Linked DNA regions of Homo sapiens: region 2 is linked to region 1. A link is a loop called in an ENCODE intact Hi-C map of the cell type or tissue named here. Cell type or tissue: MCF 10A. All regions are shown on one strand. Links, peaks and the distances in the headings refer to the core of each region. The heading gives the core; the rest is flanking DNA. Region 1 holds the start of LOC105377515 (a long non-coding RNA gene). Region 2 overlaps LOC107986324 (a long non-coding RNA gene).

Region 1 (2,822 bases), core at 114-2,613:
GAGGCAAAAAGCCTCAAAGCGTTAGTACAGTTCAAGCCCCTTCTAATCTAGGAAGGCTCCGTAAGAAAAATTAAACCTCAGTATCCCTTACAAAAATAAAATAGGCCACTTGTCAAAGGCATTCTTTTAAGCCCTTAGGATGGCTACAGTCAGGATGACAAACACTATTTGCCAGCCTCCAGCCAATGGAAAGTCCTTAAAATCCTTCACCTAGCTTTTCACTTGGGAAAGGATAAAACTTCAATGTGCTCAGAGATTGTTTTCAGGCAGGAAGCCTCTAAATTGGTTAAGCATGTAAACTTTCTAGCTCACTTCCAACAGAAACCACCTGTATTTAACCCAGGAAATTTGGTATTAGTGTAAACTCTCATCTCTGTCTCCTCCCCTAACCCAACCTGGGAAGAGCCTTACACTGTTTTTCTTTCAACCCCCTCAGTAAAAATTACAGGAATCGACTCCTGGATACATCACCCTCAAGTCAAGCCCGAAGAGCTTGGGAGCAACCTCTGACAGCCCAGAGGAACGTCTTGAATATCAGTGTAAAAAAATAGAAGATCTTAAGCTGAAAATCATAAAAAATAAGTAACTAAGGGCTACCCATCTTACTCAGTCCCACTCCTACCTCACCAAATATTTTATTGTTTCTACCCTTTCCTCTCAAATTCACCACCAAATATTACAACTTCTTTTTAACACATATTTATAGGAGATTTTCAAATATACATAGGATCACATTTGTAACTTTTTAAATCCCCAAAGGAAAATGTTATATATTGGCAAGTAAAGTTTTAGAGAAAAATTATTTACTACGCCACTCTTGTGGGAATGATTATAGTCACGCTATTATTTGCAATAGAACTATACACTGTGGCACCTACAATGTGAAATTCTCGTTATAAAATTCTAATTGCTGTAATATTTTGCCTGATTATTATCCTTATAACAGGATTAATAATTGCAGAAAAAATTAATCCAGATTGTTTTGCTTATAGCAGAAGTAATAGTTACTGATAAGAAATAAGCATAAAAGTTTTACCATCATTAAGTTTAATAAGATTTTTTACTGAAGTTTGGCAGTATAATGCACTCTAAGCTATGAAAAAAATGTTGTAAAGAAAGAAATTTTATGTAAGGAAAAATTTTGTATGGTAAATACTTGTCCTAAAAAGAAATGACTGGTTGTTTAAAGAATGAGTATTTAAAACAAGTAAAAACGTTTAAGTATGTTGTAACAGAGTCTATACAAGTCATAAAACAATTCAATAATTAAAGAAAAGGAATTGTCAAAATTAATGCTAAAGTTATTTTAGCCACCCAATAACGTATCTCTCCCAATCATATTACAAGTTATAAAAATGGCCTAAGCCTAAGGTTATTCTCTAGTGGCAAGCCAAGGGGAAATGTATGCGTTTCTCAAGAAAAATGTTACTTTCATATTAACGTTTCTGGTAATGTACAGCAGCATCTAGTGGAGGCAAACCAGTATTGCAATCCACTGGTATAACTAACAGGTGTCAACAGGTATAACTAACTGGTATAACTAACAGTTAGACTATAACTGTCAGTTATAGTCTAAAGGACCCCTATTAATGGTGGTAATCTTAATGCTCGTATTCAAACCCTGTATTTTAAACCTTCTTGTCGAATTTATCACTTTTCACCTAGAAGTAGCCAAACTCCAAACGGTGCTGTGAGCAGAGCCACACATGGACACAGCATTATTCTGAGAACCCTTAGATAAACCTCAGAAGGCCAAACTGCTGAACCCCCTACACAACACCCCTTTTCAGCAGGAAGTAGCCAGAAAGAATCGTCATCCAACACCCCCTAACAATAATTAGACCTACTTCTCTTTGAGGGGGGAATAATACAGGAGTTATTAAGAAATTATTTTAGGCAGCTAGATGGGGTAAACGTTCTCGGTGGAAACTAAAAAAAAGTTGGCTTAAAGAGCTAGACCGGCAAACTTTGATACGCAAATGCCGGAAAATAGAAACTGGGTCTACCCAACATGGTGATTCCCACCATCTTCTCCTTGTCACCTGGTGTACCAAGTGTCATGGCTGCCCCCACGTAACGCCATGTGTTCAAAACATCATGTTGACCTGTATTTGCATATTAAAGGCTAGGGTGGGAGGGCAAGGTTTTTTCGGCTACGTGAACGACACATCCGGTCAAACCAATCCCCTGAGCCCTATGCAAACCAGACACTGCCTTCTCCAGCTTCCGGATATAATGGACTGCCTTTCCGCTGCACACAGGGTTCCTCTTTGTTCTGAGCCCCTGTCCCTCTGTCTCTGTTTTCTTCTGTCTTTCTTCTTTCTTGCCTGTTAAACTTTTTACTTCTTAACGACCACTCCACATGTGTCTGTGTCATTACTCCTAATGGCACAAAACTAAGGACTCTGGTGTTCCTGCAGTCATGGAAGCTGCATCACTATTGTGAGTGGAATGACTTTTTTTTTTTCGATTGTTAACTGTTGGTGTATGGATATAATATCTATTAGGCATATATTGTTTACAGTTTAATTCCAGTCTTTTATTATCTTTTCTGTCTTCTGCCTATTTGTTCTACCCCTTATTAAAAGGTGGATATTTGAGTCTCCAGTTATTACCGTTAAGCTATCTATGTTTTCCTTCAGTTCTCTCAGTTATTGCTTCATGCATTTTAAAGCTTTATTAGATCCTATAGGTTTGTAATTGTTGTCTCTCCCTAATATTTTGACCACTTTATCACTTAAAATGTCTTTCCTTCTCTCTAATAACATTTTTTTCTCAAATTGTATTTTTTGTTATTAATAAGCCATTCTAGGTGTCTTTTG
Region 2 (2,822 bases), core at 183-2,682, 1.3 Mb after region 1:
AAATTGAGGTTGTATTTACTCCCAGAGGTAAAATCAACTCATTTTAGTTTCTATATTTGTATCAGGTTGACTTGAATGCCAAAAGAGATTAATGGATGGTTCTTTATCTATGGTTTTCCAGAACTGCCTCATTTTAGAAGCAAAGAGCAGTGTGAAGCATCCTTCCATTTTCTGCCCCTGCTCCATCAAAAACAGGTGGCTTTCTTAAAAATGTTCTGATTATGCCTTTCTTCACAAATATTCTCTATCAAAAACATTTGACTGACAATTAACTGCTTCTGATCATTTACCAATTTCTGTATGACCTTAGATTCAAAATAAATATCTTTGATTAAAATGACTCCAGTCCAGAAATCTCTTATTTAAATACCTGAATCAATGGGGAACACAGTGGTGTGTAGGATTTCAGATTATTATTTCACCATCCAAAAATCTGTCTTATATATGGAACAACACATCTAAATATTTAAAACATATTTGTTACTTGAAGTTTTATGATAATTAAATAAATTGAAATTTGGACAAGAATAAGAGAAGAAAATGAAATTGCACTGACCCCATTATATAAATTATAATCATGGTGTCATGAACCTTTCATTTATCTAACAAGAACTTATTAAATAGCTATTTTGTGCATAGTATTATAGTTCTCCACAAGGGAGAACAATGAAATATTTGAGGAGAACGATTTTTTTTATTTTTGCTGGTTAAATTTAGGGTGAAAGCCAAAATAGTGAAATAATTGCTTATAAATCAAAACAAAATAAGTCTTTCTTTACAAGGAAAGATAAACATTAAGTAGCACAAGATTATATTTAATTTAGCATACGCAATGCTAATCATTGTTTAGGGGTAAGCCTCATTCCTCCAGAGCCAAAAAGACCTGTAGATTATTTACTAAGTTAATCACGATGGTAACTGATAAAATGAGAAGAAAAACTATTATTTGTACTTGTTACATTGTTAGTGGTTTATGCACTCGCTCCAAATGTAATCACAGTTCCATAGCCTCCTAAATCCTAGAAGCAAGCTGTGGTCTACAATTCAAATAGATGAAGTTAATGAGTTGTGTCTTGAACCAATGAATAGAAAAAGAAAGAATTATTAGCATGTCACCATGATTGACCTGTTACTATTAGTGGAGAGGCTGAATTAACTCTAGGGTGACCTTGGCGATGTATCTACTTCCTTCCTAGAACATAATATAATGATTACCATGTCATTACCGTAATGCTGCTTTGTCATTATACAGAGACTATGGGGCATTTTTCAGTCATCAATAGAAGATGGGGTTAAAATGGGAGGGAAAAGATTCTCCTCAGAAATTTTCAAGGATAATTTTTTCCCATCAAGGAAAGCAAGTAGTTTGTAAGAAATCTGTTAATAATGCAAGAGGTTGCATAGCTCCATCTAGTGGTCAGGAACTAATTTACTGCATGAATCACCTAGTTAAGCACCTCTGTTTTTAAGACACACAGGATTTCAGCAATCATAGTTATCATCGTGTTCCTAGCTAGTACAATACAAGATAAACTTGTCATGTTAAGTAACGGTTAAATATTAGGCAAGTATGTGTCCATTTGGTAAATATTAAAATAATAGAAACATTCATTTCCAGAACTAAATTCATTTAGGAGTTATTTTGTTGACTTTATTTTAGACCTGACTTTTTGTTGCATAATTATTTCTATTAATACCATAAATTCAAATGGCATTTGGTAAAAATTTTGATAACAGAATCACATACACAGTTCTTCTTGATATTTCAGATATTAGTATTACCTCAGTCTTAAAAGTGGAATAAAATTTCAAAGGATGCTTATAACAAATTCTGGGTCTTGATCAAATTGGAATATTCATGATTATAATCCTTCTGTCAATTTTTTTCCTAAAAATAAGAATTTTGGGACCAAAATAAAATAGACCGAACATATTGGCAAGCATGATCCACTCATCCCCATCCTCATCACATATTCAAAAATTCAAGGATTCCAATTTTTAAGTTACTCATGTATCAATATTCTATAATGAAGATATTCTTTGAAAACTTGTTAATAGTCAGAAAATATTTTTAAGACATGCTATTGTTTTACTAAAAGAAAAAATATGAGTGAGTACAGAAAGTTACCGTAAGTTTTTATTTAGGCAGTAATGTGAGCTAAAGCATCTAGAGACCAGAAAGTAATCAGCCAAGAAGCACTGCATGTCCTTCAAGGGGTTATCAGGTATGGTGTCACTGATACAGTATCATGCAGTGTAGAAAGCAGAAGTAGTGTGCAACATACTAACCAGCTGCGAGGCTTCAACTGCTCAGAGATGCTACATCTGGCCTCTTAAGCAGTTTCACAGGCATCATCAATAAACCATAATCAGCATGTAATGGTTTGACAAGATCACCAACAAGAAGGACCTGGAAGCCAGCCAGTCCATCAGCACTGACAGGAGTTCACTGCGATTTAGTCCTCCTGAGCTGGACATGTTTAGAAAATGGATGACAATGAGAAGTACAAAGAGCAACTGTCAGGCAGACAGAAGTAAAGACCAACAGGAAAGGAAGTAAATGTGCCCTAATGCTTAATTGAACCCCTTAAACAAGGCTGAAGCACCCAGCCAGATTGTAGGTATGCAAAAATTCAATCAATAATTGTTTCTAGCCCATGCAAAGCAGATATACATTTCAATACGCAAAAGAGTCTTATGATGCACACTTCAAATCATAATCATTTGCCAAATCTAAGAATACAACAAAAAAATGACAGCTAAAATATTCATGGGTTAGTCTATTTAGAATTCAAGGAAAGAAAGTAACCCCTAACATTCAC

The links. Hi-C counts contacts between places; a loop is a spot of excess contacts. Peaks named below come from ENCODE experiments on the same cell type or tissue, not always from the same donor. Only the 100,000 strongest peaks of a DNase experiment are listed, where the experiment ranks them.
Region 2: a loop joins it to region 1, with 8 times the contacts of the local background. A loop is called at or near these places in 3 of 110 quality-filtered maps.

What each region holds. Positions count from the first base shown.
Region 1 is chr4:161,251,382-161,254,203 of GRCh38, reverse strand. It overlaps LOC105377515 (a long non-coding RNA gene), which reads left to right and starts at 2,002. Exons shown (of 3, transcript XR_939409.1): 1 at 2,002-2,442. RefSeq lists a silencer at 1,410-1,459. In MCF 10A, for the core only: a CTCF peak has its summit at 1,477; no DNase peak of the experiment used is centred there.
Region 2 is chr4:159,945,781-159,948,602 of GRCh38, reverse strand. The region is part of intron 2 of LOC107986324 (a long non-coding RNA gene); the gene reads right to left. Among named protein-coding and RNA genes, the nearest start is that of LINC02233, 170 kb to the right of the region's middle. In MCF 10A, for the core only: a CTCF peak has its summit at 1,411 (motif pointing left); a DNase peak (open chromatin) is centred at 1,412.